Regions from separate parts of the Homo sapiens genome. Here region 2 is linked to region 1. A link is a loop called in an ENCODE intact Hi-C map of the cell type or tissue named here. Cell type or tissue: dorsolateral prefrontal cortex. All regions are shown on one strand. Each heading gives the region's core, and the rest is flanking DNA. Links, peaks and the distances in the headings are about the cores only. Region 1 overlaps RNF13 (ring finger protein 13). Region 2 overlaps RNF13 (ring finger protein 13).

Region 1 (11,331 bases), core at 5,705-10,704:
AGTTATTATTGCCATAAAGGTCAAATGTAGCAGCCACTTGGGCTCTGAGGCATCTGCATTCATTAGCAACACATTATAATCAACCACAGGTGATAGCTTAATTAATTGTGATGCCATGGATTACCAGCATTCCATTTCCCTCTGACAAGGAGCTCAGCACTGCGCTCAGGCCCAAAGGCATAACCACCCAAATGCCAAAATCTCAGAATTTCAGATCTATCTGCTGGAGCCACTCCAGACACCAATTGTGTACCAGTAGAGATTCAAACAGGAGAAACTATTCAGTAAGTTAAACAAAAGGTATTCAATATAAATGATTATTAAGCTATGATAGGACAGTAAATATAAAGATACAAAGAGGGGTAGGGAGGGGCAGGAGAGAGGGATTCCAAAAGGGCATCAGGAAACTTCTAAGAGTGATGAATATGTTCATTAACTTCATTATATAGGTGGTTTCATGATTATATAAATATATCAGAACTTATCAAAGTATACACTTTTATGTAGTTTATTGTATGTGAATTATAAGTCAGTAAAGCTGTTTTCAATTTTTTAGAGAAAAGGAATTATTAAACTATAAGAGAGTAACACTGAGGGAGACATTACAAAGGGACAAACTTGGAAGAGAGCCTGAGGCTGAAATTCAGTTTTCACTGGAGCAGGTGTGGTTGCAGCACACCAGGTAACAGAGAATCTCACTGGGTTGACCAGACCAGAGCTGGTCCAAGGTTGCCCGGTAAACAATAAACAGCCCACTGGGGTGCTGATGGGTAGGTGTGCAGAGGCAGTCAGGGCACAGCTGCAGGCACCAGGCCTGGAATGTACAACATCTGCATCAAGAGGGTTGCTGGAGGCGGGGCATGGTGGCTCATACCTGTAATCCCAACACTCCGGGAGGCCGAGGCAGGCGGATCACCTGAGGTCAGGAGTTTGAGACCAGCCTGGACAACATGGTGAAACCCTGTCTCTACTAAAAATACAAAAATTAGCCAGGCGTGGTGGTGCCTGTAATCCCGGCTACTTAGGAGGCTGAATCACTTGAGCCCAGGAGGCAGAGGTTACAGTGAGCAGAGAATGTGCCACTGCACTCCAGCCTGGGCAACAGAGCAAGACTAAGCCTTAAAAAAAAAAAAGGGTTGCTGGAGCCTGGGCAACATAGCTAGACTCTGTCTCTACAAAAAATACAAAAATTAGCCAGGTGTGGTGGCATGCACCTATAGTCCCAGCTACTGAGAAGGCTAAGGCAGAAGGATTGCTTGAGCCCAGGATTTGAGGCTGCAGTGAGCTATGATCGCCAGTGCACTCCAGCCTGAGCAACACGGAAAGACTTTGTATCTTAAAAAAAAAAAAAAAATCAGGAAAAATAACTAACAGGTACTAGGCTTAATACGTGGGTGATGAAATAATCTAGTCAGCAAACTCCCATGACACAAGTTTACCTATATAACAAACCTGCACATGTACTCCTGAACTTAAAATAAGTTAAATTAAAAAAAAAAAAAAGAGGATGACCTCTGACCTAGTTCTTTTGGAGCTTTTTGATACAGACATACTTACAAATGGACATTAACTAGACATAATCATATAATCCTGTATGTGTTTATCAATCTACCTAACTATATTTGTGTGTATATCTTTAAAAAAAAAAAGCCCCAAAGGAAAACTAGGACAGAGGTCATTTCCTTTCACAAAAAAAAACCATATATTTTTTCTAGTCTAGGATATTATTCATGTATGTTTTTAAATGAAAATGTTTTACATTATACAACAATTTGATTGTTATACTTATCAGCTTCTAGAGGCTGCCAACATCCTTGGCTTGTAGCCTCTTCTTCCATCTTCAAAGCCAGCAATGGCAGATTAATTCCTTCTTATAGCACATTATTCCAAACTCCTCTTCTGCCTCCCTCTTCCATTTTTAAGGACACTTGTGATTACACTGGGCCCACACAGATAATCTTCCCAACCCGAGGTCCTTAATCACATCTGCAAAGTTCCTTTTCTCATACAAGGTAACATATTCACAGATTCCAAGTATTATGATATGGACATCTTTGGGCAGTCATTATTCTGCCTACCACGGTAATTATCACATTTCTTGGCAACATTCTAATTTATTCATTTACTTATTTATATCAGTGTGGAATCACAGATTACTGTTTTATTCAATGGGTTATAATCTGCTATTGTATTATCATTTTGATGTCCAATTGTTTGGCCAATGGAGGCTTATTCAAGCTAGCTTTTGTGTCTTTTTGATATGTTCCCAACATTCTTGAGCACCTCCTTGTTTTCTGGCACAAGATTTTCCAGTCCTGCCTTGTACTTTTCCTGCCCCAGCCCTGAAATCAGCCATTTCTTTAAAGAGAATATTGTTGTTTATAGGAATATACAGCATCAGAGAAACAACTTTCTCTCAAATAACAAAAAACATAAAGGTCTTTGTATTGTTTTTACAACTTTAACTCCGTAGCTACTTCAAAATTTTAACATGTTATTTTATTTTAATAATATAATGTCTTCCAAAGTTCAAAGTAATCACTTGTATCATATTGTATTATGATTTGTATGCTTTTTTACTTGAAATTATAACAAAGATTTTCCCTTGTTGTTCAAACTCTTCATAACCACTATGTTAACAGCTACTTTGTACTGCTTTATATGGCTGACACATGACTTTGTCTATTTTCTTGCTGTACAACATTGAATTGAACTCTTACTATTACAAATAATTTTCCAATGAATATAAATCTTTCCATACTTCTGATTATCTTCTTGGGATAGATTCCTTGACATGGAATCACTACACCAAAGAAACATTTTAAGACTTCATACATATTGCCCAATTGCTTTCCAGAAAAGAACATTCCTATTTATATTTCCAAATAAATGTGCATTTCATTGTATCGATTCTCCTTTTTTGGTCTTTTGTTGGTGTTAGGTGAAATTATAAATGACAAAAATAGCTAATATTTATCAAATGCTTACTACATATCTGGCTAAGTCCTTAATATACATTATTTATTTTAATCCTCACAACTCTATAGTAGGTTCCACTGTCTTTCCATAAATATAGGAATAAAAACTTAGATCAACAGCATAAAGTGCTTAAAACAGTGCCTAACACACAGCAAGCACTTTATAAATATTTCCTCTTATTTTTAAGTGTTTTAAGTGTTCAGTTACTTGCCCAGTAATACTTACCTCTTAAATAGTGAAGCTAGGATTCAATTAAAAGTCTGTGTCATGAAATACTGCCCTTCCCAAATCATCCAAGTATTGCATAAATTTGCATTTCTTTAATTACTTATGAGGTTGAAATTGTTCACATTTCTATTCATAATGAAATTTTAAGGCTATTTGGAAACTTCAAGAAAAAACAGAAAAACTAATGTATATTAATGGTAATTTACATATTCAAATTAGCTTCTGTTCTAATTTTATCTTTATTATTCATGGATCTCTGTACCAGACTCTGCGATAAATATGGTTTATCCCTGAGGCTTTCTGTGTAACATCAAAATTAAGTTGCAAAATAATTGTAACTTTGAAAATGAATTACGTATTGACACTTCTCTCCAAACCTAAAGAAAATGAAATGATCTACCTTCTTTAATAATGACCAAATATATGTAACGTGATACCAGAAATGGAATAGCCCAAGTATAGTAAGATAATAGTTCAACACTATGCTAAAAACATATTTCATAGTTTTCACATTCAGGGAAATCAGACATCTTACAGATCAAGTTCTTTAGTGTTCCACTTTCCACTTTCTTATTTACCCACGTGATTCAGCTTGCACATGGAAAAAAGAAAGTAAATGACTGTTAAAGGCAATAAATGTTACACACAAAATCCATTGTGTTTCTACATACCAGCAATGAACTATCCAAAAATTAAATTAAGAAAAACTTCCATGTATAATAGTATCCAAATGAATACAATACCCAGGAATAAATATAACAAAGGAGGTGAGAGACTTGTACACCGAAAACTATAAAACACAAAAACAATGCTGAAGGATATCAAACACACATCCAGGTACTCAAAGACTTAACATTATTAAGATGGCAATACTACCCAAAGCAATCTACAGATTCAATATATTACCTATCAAAATTTCTATGGCCTTTTATGCAGAAATGGAAAAGCTGATTCTCAAATTCATATGGAATTGCAAGGGGCCCTAAACAGGCCAAACAATTTTTAAAAAGAAGAACAAAGCTGGAGAACTCACATTTCCCAATTTCAAAACCTTACCACAAAGCTACAGTAATCAAAACAACATGGCACTGGCATAGTGATAGATATATAGACCAAAGGAGTAGAATTGAGCATCCAAAAATAAACTGATACATCTATAGCCAATTGATTTTAAAGATGCCAAAGACCATTCAATGGCAAAAGAACAGTGTCTTCAACAAGTGGTGCCGGGACAACTATTCACATGCAAGACAATGAAGTTGGAATTTATACCATATACAACAATTAACACAAAATGAATCAGTGACCTAAATATAAGGAGTAAAATTATAAAACTCTTGGAAGAAAACATAGGGTTAATCTTCATGGCCTGGGATTTGGAAATGGATTCTTGATATGACACCAAAAGCATGGGTCAAATAAATAAAATGGACTTCATCAAAATTCAAAACATTTATCTATCAAAGGACATTATCAAAAAATTGAAAAAAAAAATCCACATAATGGAAGAAAACATTTGCACATTATATATTTGATAATGAACAGTCTAGTATCTGGAGTATATAAAAACACAACTCAATACAAAAACACCAACAATGTAGTTTTTTAAAAGGGCAAAGAACTTGAATAGACATTTCTCTAAAGCAGATACACACATGGCCAACAAGCACATGAAAAGATGCTTAAAATCATTAGTAATCTGGGAAACGCAAATCAAAACCACAGTGAGATACCACTTCATACCCATAAGGATGGCAATTATAATTTCTTAAAAACAGAAAATAAGTGTAGGCAAGGATGTAGGGAAATTGGAACCCTCACACATTGCCAGTGGGAATGTAAAATGGTTTAGCTACTGTGGAAAGCAGTTTGGCAGGTCCTCAAAAAGCTAAACAAAATTACCATAAGACCCAGCATTCCATTCTTGGTATATACCCGAAAAAGTGAAAACAGGTTCTCAAATAAATCCTTGGACACAAATATTCACAGCAACATATTCATAATAACTAAAAGGTGGAAACAACCCAAATATCCATCGATGGATAAATGGATAAACAAACTGATATATAGACATGGAAAGGAATATTCTTCTGACATGGAAAGGAATATTCTTCTGCTATGAAAAGGAAAGAAGTACTGATATATGCTACATGTGGGTAAACCTTGAAAACATTTTGCTAAGTGAAAGAAGCCAGGGATAAAAACTCAAATATTGAAAATTCAATTTATATAAAATATCCAGAATAAGTAAATCCATAAAAACAGAAAACAGATGTGGTTGCCATGAGCTAGGGGCATCAGGGAATGACTGCTTAATAGGTATGAGATTTTACTTCAAAGTGATAAAAATGTTTTGAAACTAGACAGAAGTGATGGTTGCACAACACTGCAAAGGTACTAAATGCCACTGAACTATTGCTTTAAAATGGTTAATTACGTGAATTTTTACCTCAATTTTTTTTCCAAAAAAAGCAATTAACATTTATAATCCATGTTGGATAAATGTGGAAATTATAAGCAGCTCTTCCTCTTTGAGGGTCAAAAGAGTAAATGACAAACATAGTAAGTATGCAAATAAAGTATTCTTCAACATTTAATGAGGTGTTTCACATCTAAATAAAGTAGATGTTTCTCCCTCATGACTTCATTCAGAAATATTCATTTATCACCAGCTCCTCACTAGGATTATTTCCCGGTGGAAATTCATTCCCTCTATAAAGTTTACCTGGATATTTCTATCATTAGAAACAGAGCCCGGGCAGGGAGTGGTGACTCACGCCTGTAATCCCAGCACTTTGGGAAGCTGAGGAGGGAGGATTGCTTGGGGCCAGGAGTTTGAGACCATACCAGGTGACAGAAAAAGACGGTCTCTTTAAAAAAACAAAAAAAAAAGAAAGAAAGAAACTGAGCCTGAACTACATTCACTTTCAATCAATTCAAGGTCAACGTATTTCTAACTCCTTAAAAATGATTCTAAGCCAAATTCTTGTAGCTGACCAAGAGCTCTCTTACATCAAAGCGCAAAACATCCCAAAATTTCAGTTTTCTTTTCAGTTTACATTAATGTGGCAATAAACATTTAAATGTTTTAATGTCTGAATATTTCATAATTATTAATATTTAATAATTATTAACTCTATAACCACAAAATTGACAATGTTCCTCAGACTTTATTTCAAAGTTAAAAAGACTGATTTCCTCAGGAAGATCTACATCGTTGAAACAACTAGAAATAACAAATACCTTCCTCAGGGAACACCTTCTCTTAAAAGGAATATAAAGGTAGATATAAAAATGCCTGATTATGTTACTGCCTGCATAAAATTCCTTAACAGATTAAGCAGTTTTCAGAATACAGCTCAGAACTAAACTGTGGTTTAGCACAAAGTTCTTCATAAACTGGCTCGTCTCTGTATATTTAGCTTAGTCCCTTGCCATTCCTCCAGTCTTTTTCTCTGTAACCATGAGCACTTTCTCTTCTCCCAGACTCTCATTATATGCTTCTCTATGCCACCAAAATGCAACACAACTAAATGGTCTGTCACTCCCATTATTCCTTAAGCTCCTTAAAGTTAGGAGCTATACATTTTCTAATTCTGTATACAATACCTAGCATCTAGCACAATATCAGAGGCAAGTGACTGTTGTATAAATTAAAGTATGAAAGTGAGTATTATGATCCATTATTAAGGTCTAAAATACTATGGCTTATTTTTCCTTTACATAATGGCAATGGGGGAAACTATATATTAGGTAATATTTTGCTCTATTTTAAAAAATTACAATGTAATCTTACCGGTAAATAGCATCAACAAATTTTGTAGACATCTTTTCTTAAACATTAGTTTATTAACTAAGAGTATATATTTAGCTTGATGCTTATTCAATGGAAGCTCATGCTTGGCTCTATATTATCTACGTTAGTGAAGTGAAACATTAGTGCAAGAGATATTTTACAAGAAGTCGTAAAAACAGATTTTAACTGGACAATTCCAACTACTTCATTTACAGGTGAGGAAATGAACTGAGAGGTTAAGATATTTATGCAAAATCACCCAGCTAATTAGTGGGAATGTTGGGTGACACCCAGACTCCCATAATGTTGATGCTTTCAGCTACAATATAACTTTATTCCTATTCCAACCTCATAGATAAGCCAGGGGATTCTCTTTTTATTTTTATCTTATTTTATTTTTTTGAGACAGAGTCACGCTCTGTCACCCAGGCTGGAGTACAGTGCCGCGGTCTTGGCTCACTGCAACCTCCGCCTCCCAGGTACAAGCAATTCTCCTGCCTCAGCCTCTCAAGTAACTGGGATTACATGAGCACGCCACCACATCTGGCTAATTTCTGTATTTTAGTACAAATGGGGTTTTACCATGTTGCCCAGGCTGGCCTCGAACTCTGGTCTCAAGTGATCTGCCCACCTCAGCCTCCCAAAGTGCTGGGATTACAGACATGAGCCACAGTGCCCAGCCGGATTCTCTTCTTCTCACCCTCAATCTAGGGGGTATATGGGTCCTTAATACATGCCACATTTAACTGACTCCTTTAATCTTTAAGATGTAGCCTCTGCCTTAACACCTTCTCCCTGTAATAAACATTTGATGAGTACCTACGTTTGTTGAGCATTAAACACATCTAAGCCATTCCACTGGGAGGAAGGGGAAAAGGGAGAGACAAATGCGAATAAGAAAGACATGGTCCCTTCCTTCAAATGCTCTGCAAAATTAGTTACAATCTGGTATAGTATTCATTATTACCATCTGCTTAAATAGGTACAAATACATAGTACGAGAAAAATCTAATTACCGTCTATTATGAAAATGCACCTTATTTCTCCCATTAGCAGATAAGCTCCATGCAGGCAAGGATTTTTCTCTTTAGAACAGTGCCTGACAAAGAAGGTACTCAACAAATATTTGAGTGAATAAATGCTACAGAAAAACCCCTAAGTAGTAGGATCCAAGTAATGTTTCCAAAAATGGTATGACAAGAAAAGTAAACCTTCTTCTCATGCTCAACAACATTTTTCTGTTGGTTTACTGAGAACTTGACAGGAAACTGAAAATAGTTGAGATGGATATATTTTACTACTTAATTCAACATCATGCTCTACCCAATTGTACCAAACCCTAGAAAACCTTCCAAGAAAGGAAACCTACAGTCCTTCTATGACTTAGTCCTGAGCCCTTTTTCAAGTACAAAGGGTCTCCAGATGTTTTCCTTTTTTTCTTATAATAGGTTCTGGGATCTCTGTGTTTGCCCCCCACTTGTGAAGATAATAATACTGGTAACAAAAACATCTCAATTACTATCTATCATGTACCAGACCCTTTTCATATATTAACTCAGTATTTCAAAACAACTCTCAGAATTGGTATTGTCATCAACATGGTTTTACAGAATGGGAAAAATGGTAAGCCTCTTATCCTTTGAGTGTCTTCTTCCACAATCCTGGCTATAAGTAAAATACAATCTCATTAGCTGCACCCTGACTTTCATTGTTGCCCCCCATAACAAGCACACAGAGTCTCTGATTCTAAAGGTTTTGCTATTAACCAATTCAAGGTAACAAAGACAGGATAATAAAAATAACAAATCTGGAGATGTTCAAATGTTCAACAATTCAGCATTCAACATATGTTTATAAATGCCTGGTACCACACAAAAATCAGACTCTCAAAATTCTTACGGTGAGAATCCCTAGCCTCCAATTTACTAGCTATTTTTTGAATAAATGGGAGCCTTGCTAGGTCTAAAAGTTTTTCCTCCCCACTACCTTACCTCCTGATCTCCCAGGACACGAATCAAAATACACTAAAGGGAAAAATAATGGGTGCATCTTCATTGAGAAATCTGTACTTGTGAGTAATTTAAGGAGTCACATCCCTCTTGTGAAACTCTGACCCACAGAGGAGTGGTTACTTTTAGGTCATTTCCTTACAATGTAAGCATTTGTTCTCTTCCCTTTTCATAGAATACACAGAACTTCCAGTTTTCATTCTACATTTCCAAACGTCTGAACAACTCCTCAGCTCCAAAAGTAAACTCCCTATCATCCTCTCTCCTCCTAAATCTCCTTCCACCAAAACCTGTTCTTCATGATAATATCCTTATTTCTGTTAATAACATCACTATCCTCCCAAAAATTTGTCCTAGGCCTATACTCTGGTCAGTTCCCAGTGTCAATGTCATTATAATGTCAACATCTTTCAAATCTATACCTTCACTACGATCATCACTTCTTGCCTCAACTACTATAATTAAATTGCATGGTATTCCTACTTCTAGGCTTCCACTCTTCCATTGGACCTGTTCACAAATTATTATCCATAAAGAGAGTTTCTTCTTAACTAAAAATCATATATAAAATCTTTAGTCTGACATTTAAGAATCTCCATAATCTGTATCCATCTATCTTTACCAGTCTGGTCCTTAAACATATATCCTTACCAAATGTATTCTGCTTTTCCTATCTCTATACCTTTGCTTGGGCAGTGTCCTTATGTGGAACTTTTTTTTTTCCACCCTCCTTCAACTGCTAACAATCTTTCAAATGACCTCATCCTCAATGAAAAAAAAAAAAAGGCTAAGGCATATAATTTACTAAACATATACGCCATCTGATTGCTTCACAAATTATCTGAATCCCCACAAAAACAAGTAAGGAAGGAGTTAAGGAAATTGAGGAGGAGCTTCCCCAAGGTCACCAGCAAGTACGAATCCACAATAGCCCCACAGCATTCCATATTTTTTAATGAAATAAGACACAAAAGAGACAGACGTTCTGTAGTCAGAATACCTGTGATCAAATTCCAGCTACTCCACCAGCTACTTGTGTGAACTCAGAAGTTATGTATCTGTGATGCCTTAATTCCCCCACTTCCCACTTAGAAAATGGGGATAAGACAGGCATGATGTATCACACCTGTAATCCCAGCATTTTGGAAGGCTGAAGCAGGTGGATGACTTGAACCCTAAAGTTTCATACCAGACTGAGCAACATAATGAGACCTTGTCTCTACAAAAAAAAAAAAAAAATTTAATTAGCCAGGCATGGGGGTTTATGACTGTAGTCCCAGCTACTTGTCGGGCTAAGATAGGAGGATCCCTTGAGCACGGGAGGTCGAGGGTGCAGTGAGCCATAATTGCTCCAGCCTGGGCAACAGAGCAAGACCCTGTCCCAAAAAAAAATAAAAAGGAAACAACTTACTATCTACCACATCAATGACTGTAAGAACCACCTGAGATATTATAAAGCACTTAGAATTGTATTTGGCTCATATTAACCAATCAATATTAGCTACATTACTGTTTTGTTGTTGTTGATATACTATGCTATATAAACTTTGACAATACCAATCATATGCTGTGTTGTTCCCAAATCAACTTTTGTGTAATGTAAAAGATTCATAAAAGTTTAATATTTTACTTTTATATATGCTCAATAAATATCTATAGAATACATACATTTTTGAACAATGACTCACCAGTATGCTTTATTAAAAGGAATTCGCTTCTAATTTTGTTTCCTCTTTTGGGAAAAGTAACAATGCTTACCAACTTTCTTCCCCTTTTTATGTCATGTGAAACTATCATATGCAATGCCATATGGTAAACATGACAAATGGTGCAAAACACTGTTTTGACTGAAACTCATTTGCCTCCTGCTAAACATCAATTCCCAGATTTAAAAATATTGTTATTTAAATGCCAACCATTTCTAGGTCACACCTACATGAAGTAAGCAAAACATACCATGATAGTTGACCAAACTATTTCATTTCATACATCTCTTATGGCAAGAACTATAAGGCATAAAATGCCTTCCTAGCCAACTTAACTCAAAGACATAAATCTATCCCTTTAGTCATACCCTCAGGCCTACCCTCACTTAGCTAAAGTTAGTGCCTGTAAAAGTTCTGATAAATCTACGTTATTCTGGAATGCAGAAAAATATCAAGGGAAGAAAGCTGAATGCTAGCAACAATTTATGCCCCTCCAAAATTATTGAGAAAATTAGCTTTATACAAGCATAGATGAGAACTTATCCCAAACCCTTCAGTATTATACCTCTCAAACCAAGATTCTGTCTATGATTTGCATTACACATAGAGACAA
Region 2 (11,331 bases), core at 3,100-8,099, 79 kb before region 1:
TAAATGGATAACAAAATGTAGAAGTCTTGCTTTCATGAGTGCCCAGCTTTGCTAAATGCTCAATAAATATTAGCTGCTTTTATTATTATTTTTGTTGTTGTTCCTCTTAGACCAAAGTCTGTTCTGGTCAACTACGTTTTGGGGATCTGTGTGTCATGGAAGAAGTTCTGAAGTGTTTATTGTACCGTTTTCTCTGTTTTCTATATTAGCTGAGACAGCTGTGCCTTAAGTTAATTTCAGTCTGTATGTTATCTTTGTAATGAGATTATTTTGTGGGGGTAGGGGAGAAGAGTTTCATATAAAAGTTCTCATTCAAATCAAGCTTCTAAAACTTGAAAACTGACTTTTTGCCTTTGTAAATGTTAGTCCCTTAACACAATGTTTTGGATTCTGTGTTTATAATATATAAAATATCTTTTTAGTAATATACAAACATTTCTTAATAGAAAATGTCATATAAACATAAATTGCATTGTTTTAAAATACCAGTAGTTTGATTAAACTTCAAAATGAAAAGTTATCTTTTTAGCAACAAGGGTGACTTACTCTCACTAGCATGAATATATTTTCAACATAATCATACAAAGAAAAAGTAGTAAAATACTTTAAAATACTACGTCTTAAAAGCATAATGATTTAAAAAGGGATAATTTAGCACTACAGAGTTCATTCTGAAACATAATCTTGATTACAATATTATATAATTCTACCTTAATATAAAGAAGAATTTTAAGCAACATGATTTTTTATATCCATTACTTACCCTTTTTCATATGTGAATTCATCTTTCAGAGAATTAGCTGATGATTCACCAATAAAGACAGATGGAATGTCAATTTTCTTTAGTACCTCAACTGTATAAAAGAATAATGAAATTATTCTTAAAAGCCCATATTTAGTGTATAATCAACTTTTCTTCATAATAGCAGCAAATGCAACTGGAAACAATTACAATCAACTTTAATTGTCTATTGCTTGATTTTCCAGATTGCAGATTTTATTCATCATCAAAATGGTTGAGAAACATAACATTTACAGTAACAAAGCTAACATTTTGCATATACACATTACCTGAATTCTCTCAATAGTCTATAAGATTGAGATGTAATTTTTATTTTTAATATTTCCATTTGATTTCTTCCTCTCTAGACATAACTTATTAGAGAAGAAAGATGAAGAAATTTTAGGTTTTCTTCCCACACATAACTTAATTCCTAAATGAAAAAGAGAAAAAGCTTCTTTTACATACCCATTTCCAGGAGACGTATAAGCCAGAGAATATAAGAAAAGACAACTTCACAACAATCTAAAAAGTAATACCACACATCTCTGGCTTTCCAGACTGAAAGGCTGACAGGGGTTGAGAAAGGGAATAGGGCAGGAAAGCTGGTTTCTATTTCCTTGTAAGCCTGGCGCTCATGGCAAAGTTTTGTGTTTGATTGGTATCTTAAGATATTTGACTCTTCTACCCATATTCAAAACCAAAATCAAATGCCACCCAAAAAGAATTTCGTCAAAATTACCCATTACTCAGGAATAGAAAGAAAAACAATCCTCTTAATGTTGCTAATAGAAAAAGCAGCCTCATTATTAGCTGTGAGTTAGTTTAACACATTTGGCTTTAGAGAAGGCCCATTTGTTTTCTTTTTATAGTTTTCAAAATAACTTTGTTCTGCATTTTAAAAACAATGCATATTCATTATGCATTTAAAAGGGGGGGAGGCAAGTAAAGAAAAAGAAAACAAAACAAAATCATAATCTTTCCCATCCAAGGACAAATGTTTTATTTAAAGTAATAAGCAGTTCTGTAAGTTGTGACAAATACATACAATTATAACCACAACTACAGTTGGATATAGAATGTTCCATCACCCACCAAAATTCCCTCATACAGTCAACCCCTACCCCCTAAACTTATAAATTACTGATCTATTTTGCTGTTATTGTTTTCATCCTTATAAAGACAAGGTTTAAAATCTTGATATCCTTGGTAGAGTAAGTTTTTTTCACTTCTAGATTGTTTTATGCAAATATAAACGTTCAACTCTCATACATTCTCTCTCTCTCTCACACACACACACACGCACACATGCGCGCACATACACACCAGAAAAAAACATGTAAGCCCCAAAGAGGGCAGAAACAAAAAATATTAGTCAAGAAATATTTAATCACTATTTTTATATCAACATGATCAATAAAATTTTATTTTTTATATCAATGGGATCATATAATTTTTAAAGTGTAAGCTTTTTTTCTACACAATGATACAGCTCAGATATCCTGTTATGTCAATAAATACAGATCTACCTCATCATTTATTTTTATTTTTATTTTTTTAGAGACAGAGTCTCACTATGTTGCTCAGGATGCAGTGCAGTGGCTATTCACAGATGGCACCATTGTGTACTACAGCCTGTAACTCCTGGGCTCAAGTGCCCCTCCTGTCTCAGCCTCCCAAGTAGCTGGGGCTACAGGCATTATTGCATTTTTTTTTTTAATAGATGCAGAGGTATTGTTATAGGACTATATTTTTTTTTATATTTGGGAGATATTTTCTATTTTGCTAAGATATTTTCTCTACCACATATGAGTTTAAAGCTTATTTTATTTGATACTTAAAACTTGGAATTGTATGATGCTTTCTTCTTTCATGAAGATACTATGACAAACTCAAGGAATAACTTTTGGTTTGTAACTACTGGCTAATAATATTGGAAGTAACCTAGCTTCTTTGAATTATGACATCTAAAGAGATGTAGAAAGCTCCTTACTTTAATAAAATGATTAAGAAAAAGGGAGAAAATATTGTAAGCAAATATGAGTAGCCATCTTGAAAATGGCAACATTATCTACTGAAAACAAAACTAAATATGTTTTACTTCACAAAATACTTTTAAAACACTCTATTTTGATCTGTAAAACAACTCTGTGAAGTACATATCGACAAAGATAGATTACAATTTGAATGATCCAGCCCCAAACTCTCCAGATTCGTATATCCAATTGTCCATTCAATATCTCCATTTGATTGCCTAATACATGTTTCAAACAAAGTTTCTCAACTGAACTCTGAATGTCTCTTTTCTCTCAGTCGATCAACTCTGTTTCTCATCTCTGTAAACAGCATAGCCATTCACTTAGTTTCTCAGACTAAACATCTTGGAATCATCCTTGACTCCTCCCTTTCCCTTACTCCCTATACCAAATCCTGTCAGCTTCAAAATATAGCCATATTCCTACCACTTCTCATGACTTTAACTACTAATACTCCAAACCACCATTACTCTTGCCTGGCTGCTGCAGCAGCTTTCTAAATGTTCTCTCTGTTGGCACTTTTGCTCACCTTTCACCTTCAGTGTTCTCTCCAAAGAACAGCAAAGTGCTCCGTTTATGAAATATGTCATATTGCCTTACACAGCTGTTTAAAACTTATTTTTTTTTATTTATTCATTCATTCATTCATTCAATCATTTGGAGACGGAGTCTTGCTCTGTTGCCCAGGCTGGAGTGCAGTGGCACGATCTCGGCTCACTGCACCCTCCGCCTCCCAGGTTCAAGTGATTCTTGTGGTTCAGCCTCTTGAGTAGCTGGGACTACAGGCATGCACGCCACCACACCTGGCTAATTTTTTATATATTTAGTAGAGATGGGGTTTCACAATGTTGCCAAGGTTGGTCTTGAACTCCTAAGCTCAGGCAATCCTCCCGCCTTGGCCTCCCAAAGTGCTAGGATTACAGGCCTGAGCCACTGTGCCCAGCCTAAAACTTATTTAGAATAAATTCCAAAGTCCTTATCATGGCTGACAAGGCCCATCATATTTGACCCCTGGCTCCTTCTCTAACCTTATCCCCCCACTCCCTCCCTTGTTCACTACTCTAGCCATTGTGGCTTTATGCCACACTTTGGAAACACCAAGCATGCTTTATCTTTGAATTGTTGTACTTGTTGTTCCGTCTCCTTGGAATACCCTCCTTCAGAAATCTGCATGACTCAGCCTCTAACTTTAGATCGGTGCTCAAATTGCAATGCCTCACAGAAGCTTTCTCTGACCACCCTATCTAAAATAGCTGCCTTCCTTTCATCTCTGTCATTCTATATCCCCTTATGCTGATATTTTTCTTCATAGCATTTATCACTACTTGACATTATAGCACATCTATTTGATTATGTGTTCATTTCTTCTCTCCTACTCTAGAATGCAATAAAATGATAATAATCACAATAATAATATCTGAACAATCATTAAATGATTGCTAAGAACCAGGAAGTCCTCTAGACACTTAACAGGCCTTAATTCATTCAATCTTCATCGCAACTAAATAACTTAGGTACTATTATTATCCTAATTTCACAGATCAGAAAAACTGAAGCATATAGATATTAGGTAATATACCCAAGGTCATACAGCTACTAGGTGGTAAAGCTGGGATTCAAACCCTAACAAGCAGTACCCGGAAAGTACTCTCTTAAGTACTGCACTCTACTACCTCAATGAAAGATATGAAGGCAGAGCCTCTGACTGCATCATTACTTCCTATAGTCACAGTGCCTAAAACAGTGCAGGGTAGGCTGTCAAAATGCATTTGTTGAAGAAAGAAATCAAAGAAAAAAAGGAAAAAAAAAATGACCCAGAGATATTAACAACTTGACCTGGTTATACAGTTAGATATTTGCACAGTCTGGACTCAAACTGGAGGCTTCTGACTCCTCATCTAGGCTCCTCTCACTCTGCCATTGCATGGGTTTTCTCATATACCTTCTCTCATAAGGTTTTCACAAATTTGTCAGGTCAAATAATTATCAAAATTATTCACACTATTATAGATGAAAATAATGTGCTTATAAAGATTAAGTAACTTTCCTGAGGGCGCAGGTATCTGGTTCACATAACAACTAGCCTGGCTTAGAATAAACACATATTTCCTGGTTCTGAAGTTGGTGTCCTTCCTACCACTTTCTGCTGTCTCCTAAAGATAAAGAATGTTATTGGCTCACTGAATTAATCCATTCTGTTCCTGGCTGAAATAAAAATTGGTATATTCCTTACGTGAAGTGTCAACAGGAAGGGGCTTTTACAACTTCCTTTTGTTTCCAGGCGTTAGTATCTCTGCTTGGTATAAGATACCAGTATTCCTAGGAAAGGCCTTGAAAAGAGGGACAGATACAAGCCTCTTCTGATAAATCTATGCTTTTCTTACCTCTACCAAGTAATAGCAAACATGAAAATGGTAAAGATCTTTACAACATTTGTCTCTGTACATATAAAACGTTTAAACACATGCGCAAAGATGGAGCAAAATATCATAGAAAATAATCTAAGCAACAAAGTCAAGAACCAAAATTCTGAGCAGTCTTTGAACAACAACTCAGTTGAAACATTTCCATGGCAACAGCAGGCTTATATGGTTGTGTGCTACTTTTAATATTGAACATATTTTCTTTAGGAGCTGACATGATTATCACAAAAAGGTTTTACAGTATTACAAAGAAAAAATAAGTGATAAAGGGAACTGACAATTTCAGCCTGCAAAATTTTTACTGAAAACATGTCAAAAGAGTAAATAGTTTACAAATAATAATCAATTTGTTCAATCCAAAACATATTCAGCCCTTGAGAAGGTCCTGAAGGTTTGCTAAATCCTGGGCTTGGGCCTTTAGCAAAACACACAAAGAGTAAGTAACTTGCTCAAAGTTATACAACTGATACAAGTAGGATTTGATTTCGAATTCAGGCCTATCCATTTCCAGACTACGCATGCTTTCCATTTTGCCAGTAAATGTATACAGATCACAAAAGTTACTGACCATGGGATGTATCAACTGGGATAATTTTTTTTAAGAGGGAAATAGTTAAAGGAGAAGTAAAATGTGTCAAATTGGCAGTACTAACATTACCAGTTTATTTGATAAGTAAACTCACTTAAGTAAGTCCTGTAATTCCCATGTAGTAGCTGTCAAACTATTCCTGAAATGCTAAAACTTCTTATGGGTACTTAATGGATTCTACAGTCATGAAGATTTAATTAGCTAGGAGGTTAAAATAATAATTTAAAATATAAAGAAATTAAGAAATGTATTAATAAATTTTACTTTTTACATATTATAATTTTGCCTCACTCTATTAGGGTTAAGAAGGACAAAAATGCCCAGGCACGGTGGCCCACGAATGTAATCCCAGCACTTTGGGAGGCTGAGGTGGGCGGATCACCTGAGGTCGGGAGTTCAAGACCAACCTGACCAACATGGAGAAACTCCATCTCTACTTAAAATACAAAATTAGCCAGGCGTGGTGGCAGGTGCCTGTCATCCCAGCTACTCAGGAGGCTGAGGCAGGAGAATCGCTTGAACCCAGGAGGCAGAGGTTGCGGTGAGCCAACATCGCACCATTGCACTCCAGCCTGGGCAACAAGAGTGAAACTCCATCTCAAAAAAAAAAAAATAAAGAAGAAGGGCAAAAACAAAAACAACAGAAAACACTGTCATAGGCTAAAAGAAGACTTTTTGGTTAAGGAATATAAAATATTTCCTTTTCAGGATGCAGTTATTTAAACTCCTAAATACATTCCAGTGTTTTCTATCAGTCTATAGCTTTATGTCTATACTTTGCTCTACCCTGAAAATATGAATCAATAGGACTTAATAACAAAATATATTATGGTTATGCACTCAAAAGAATAAAATAAATTCTAATCATGAGTGTTGACAGTAAATCATCTTAGTATCAATTAGAAAGGTTTTGATAAAACCCCATAGTGCCCTGAGTAATAGAAACTACATTAAGTGAGGCATACAGCTTCAAAGTCAGTGTCTTATTACAGCCAGTTATGCCACTAAAATTGGCTCGTTTTTCCCTACAAGCTAATAATTAGTAGAGAGTAAAGAAAGACATTCCCATCTGAAATGAAAAACTATGAACATACCAATGTATGACGAAGGGCTAATAACCAACTGGTATAAGGAAGCACAAGTATGTGGCTTTGGAACTCCAGCAGATTATAGCAGCTACTTAGTGTATGTGCATACCCTAAAATAATGCTGTGAATCTCTAAATAAATTACAAAACACCCTCTATGGCATTCTTAACTCAGCATGTTTATCCCTATTAAAGCTGTTTCCCCCATTTTGGTTTTTAACAAAATATCAATAAATAAAACATATATGTTTAAAAAAAAACTGTTCAGAAAAGAAAGTCATTTTCATCTCTACTATGAATAAAATCATCCAGAGTTAAGAATGAGGGATTATCTGATAGAGAAGAAATTTTGCTTTTTAAAAAGAAAATGAGAGAAGGAAAATCCTGTTAATTTTTAGTTACAAATGATCTGTCAAACAGGAGAGAAGAAAAGTGATACCTGTACTTACTGTCGTTGGATCCCATGCTAATGAGGTCATCAGAATCAACATTGTGAACTATGGCTGCCTTGTATCCTGCTCTCTGTGCATTTAAAACCTGCAAAGCAAAAAAAAAAAAAAAAAATTATGTTATAAGGAAGACAGTGGTTTGTCTTTTACAATTGATTATAAAAACTTACTGAAGTAAATAAAAGATGAGGATACAAGCTAAAACATTAAAAGGACTCAAAGCATTAATCTGTTTTGCTCTAAAGAGGTAGAAACTTGCTGTAATCAGGCTTAGGAGTTACCAGACCTTGAGCATTCAATTCCCACCTCTGCCATGAATTAGTGGGATGAACTTGAGCAAATTACTTCTTTTGTAACCCTCAGTTTCCTAACCTCTGAAATGAGAATGACAATATTCTTGTCATATGTAAAATAATATTTTAAAAATGCTTAATACCATGCCTAACACACAGAAATGAGTCAGATAAAACCAATTCATATCACTAGCTTGATCATCCAAAATATTCTGTAAAATTCCTTTACAAAGCTTTTTAAAAACTTAAAAATACCTGCAGGCTGAAGTTGCTTACTCTGGTTCTATCTAGCTATTTGATCTTTCCTAAAGCTAGCCTCCAAAATAGTAACCTTTGTACCATAAGAATATAGTTGGATGTGTGGCAGAATTTTTTTACATGAAAGATCTGGAAAGTGTCAAAACATGTTATTACGTCTCACTTTAAAAATAATATTCTGTTATAAGTAAAAATAAACCCAGACCTAAACTACTTATTGTATGACCTTTAGACTATTAGCAAAAATGAAGGATCAGATAGATCATTATTTGCATATTGGTTGAATAAAATAAAAATTAGGAGGGCAAACATATATATACATAGTTTTGAATACTTGAAATACTTTTGAGTATATATAGTTCTGGATACTAATGATAGTAAGAAACTCTTGAAATACATTACCTTATGAGCATTCCACAATGGTATGTCTCAGAGTGTTTGAGTGTTAAGTGTTTTTAAGAAACAGGCATATTAATTTTTTAGAAGAATTTCCAAGTCTAATATTAGTTCTGTTTTAGTTATCAGCATTATAATGATTCAACACTCTGCTATAATTCAATAAAAATAAAACCTGAGTCATGTTCCAAAGGGCCAGGGAAAGCCCAAAGAGTCAAGTTCCCAAATGTAAAAAGGATGTGCAATTATTCAGACTGGATCTGAAAGCTAGGTAAGAGAAATGAGGTCTACATATTCAATCCCAGTCAGGTCAGTTGACTTGGCACAGAGAAAAATTATCTTCTACATTATTCTTGACTTCTCTAAAACTATCCCACCAATTCAAGTTAGATTTCTGAAAGAGACAACAGTGTGGATAAATCAGAATAATATTATCCTATTACTAAAAAAAACTAAATCTGTAGGAGATATGACTGCCCCAAGAAATTAATACTTTGTTTATCTTATAGCCTCCATAGCACCTATGAAATAGCCTGACACAGGGTAGGCCAGTATTAAATATTACTTGAATCAATTAAACGTACTTTTTAAATGTGTTTAAATTAATAGCTCATATTATAACATTATAAACACAGGAGATAAAATCAGGCAGAAAGTGATTTTTTAAAAAACTAATTAAAATAATATAAATTGTTTGTTGGCACAGGACTTACTGCTCTACTGTAGGAATGGCAAGAAATCACCAGTCAACAAAACTGTGACAAGTATGTTTTAGAGTTGTGCAAAGAAAGGTCAATAATCAAAAAAGTAAGTTTAGCATTTTTGCATATGAGTACATGTTTTATTTTTAGGTGGATTTTGTTATCCAACTATGAATGTTGAGAAAATGCCAGTCCCCCACACCCTCTTCCCCTTAGATATCACTACTTTCCAAAGGGAGGAAAAAAATAATCTCTTAAGAATGTAGTCTATAAACTTTGATTATTTGTTACATACATTAACTTATTATTTCTGCATTATATTACCATGGCAGTACAGACTTCACTTGGCTTTTATTTAAACAAAAGTATACTCAGTTGGGGTTACTATTAGTTTATCTGATGCTTTCATGACCATTTTAACTTTTCCCTAAAAGCTAACCAAGGAGCTGAGGAGAAATGTTTCTTTCCACACCCAAAAAGTAACTGTTGCCAAAGACACAATTTAAGAAATATAAAATTAGACCAATATCAAAAGCTGTTTCCTGCTAATACAAAACTTAAGTTTTAAATTTCTTTTTAAAGCCAACCAAAGCACATAGTCATTGAAATTACATAATTTAACTTTTTTCCCTGAATAAAAATATGTGTGAAGGCAAACATGCAACATGTTAGAACACAGAGAAAAGTGGTCTCAGAAAGCACAACGAGTAAAAACTGTGGCTGAATTCAGCAAGTAGTTTGCTGAGCTTACATAATGAGTAAGATAACTGTATCCATACTAGGCACAATGTGGAACTTGAGGATCAATCAGAAAGTCATTATCCTTAAGGAAATTTCAGTACTCATGGGTAGCCAAACAGGTCAGTTGCTTTCTTGACCCTGTGTAGAACTGGCTTTGTCTTCTGAATGCCTGTCAGTACTTCAAATTCCATTATCTCCATGAAGCTTGCCCTGTCCTGTACCCCTATGCCACATGTACCTATATTAATTGCTCCCTGCTTAGAGTATTTACGTTAATCTATTTATATTTTTCTTCAAGATCTTATATAGTGTCTTATACTTACACATATACATGTCATACCCCAGGGGTCCCCAACCTTTTTGGTACCAGGCACTACTTTTGTGGAAGACAACTTTTCCACCGGGGGAATAGTTTCAGAATGAAACTGTTCCACCTCAGATCATCAGGCATTAGTTAGATTCTCGTAAGAAGTGTGCAACCTAGGTCCCTTGCATGCACAGTTCACAATAGGGTTCACGCTCCTACGAGAATCTAATGCACCACTGATCTGACAGGAGGCAGAGCTCAGGCAGTAATGCTTGCCGGCCCACCGCTCACCTCCTGCCATGCGGCCCATTTCCTAACAGGTACGGGACCACGGCTGGGGGCTTGGGGACCCCTGTACTATCCCAATTCCCCAACAGGTCTCCAGGGGGTCCTTAAATCTGCGGTTGTCTACATATAAACTTTTCTGGAGAGGAGACAAAGTAATAATCTTTCAAGAGGCTTTCTCACTCTCAAATTATTAAGAATCATCTATATACATGAATGGATTTATAACAGTCCACCATGTTTAACTAAATCTAACCATTAGGCTTTTAAAACTGTACCAAGCAACTTAGGAGAAATATGTCTTTCACACATCCAAAATGCACTTGTTTCTATAAATACACTACAAAATTATATCAATATCAAAAGCTGTTCTCTGTTAACATAATAATAAAACTCCTAAAATAGAAACCTTAGGAAACCACTAAAATGGGAAGAAATTCTGTAGGCATAAGTGTGATCTCCAAAAAATAGATGCATGTTTTCAAAAATGTAGCAAGTATGAAGGCTTTCCCAAGGTTTTTGTTGTTGTTTTTATCGATTTTTAAAATAAAGAAATGAAATTAAATCAAAGAACACATTAACATATGGACTAACAGGCTTATGAATACAAACAAGGAAAATACATCCATGTTTATGAACTATAAAACTCATGTGTCAGTCAAATTAAATTACATTTTCAACTAAGCAGCAGCTGGTATTTTTAAGAACACATGAGGCAGAAATAAATGTTAAATCATTTAGTAAGCATTTGCAAAGTTTCCCATTCATAAAATGCAACCTCAAACACATGGTGTCAGATGGAAGCAAAGAACTTAAAGATTCATGAAACAAAGCATGCACAGTGAACAAATCTAAATCCAAAACAGCCACCAAAACTGAAAACTACATTATAAAGCCTTCTAAATTGTATTGGCAATCTGCCTTTTTAAGGAGACTGATCAGAGCTATTAGCCCAAATTGTGGTAAATGCACTGAGTATTTTACA

Evidence for each region. A loop is a pair of places that touch in the nucleus more often than their neighbours do. Peaks named below come from ENCODE experiments on the same cell type or tissue, not always from the same donor. Only the 100,000 strongest peaks of a DNase experiment are listed, where the experiment ranks them.
Region 2: it touches region 1 in a loop (2.8-fold over the local background); 2 of 110 quality-filtered maps call a loop at or near these places.

Annotation. Positions count from the first base shown.
Region 1 is chr3:149,814,985-149,826,315 of GRCh38, reverse strand. The region is part of intron 1 of RNF13 (ring finger protein 13); the gene reads right to left. Among named protein-coding and RNA genes, the nearest start is that of RNF13, 7.4 kb to the right of the region's middle. In dorsolateral prefrontal cortex, for the core only: no CTCF peak of the experiment used is centred there; no DNase peak of the experiment used is centred there; H3K4me3 peaks cover 1,654 bases; H3K27ac peaks cover 2,625 bases.
Region 2 is chr3:149,891,595-149,902,925 of GRCh38, reverse strand. It overlaps RNF13 (ring finger protein 13), which reads right to left. Exons shown (of 10, transcript NM_183381.3): 5 at 7,366-7,453; 6 at 764-854. Among named protein-coding and RNA genes, the nearest start is that of PFN2, 74 kb to the left of the region's middle. In dorsolateral prefrontal cortex, for the core only: no CTCF peak of the experiment used is centred there; no DNase peak of the experiment used is centred there; H3K27ac peaks cover 2,476 bases.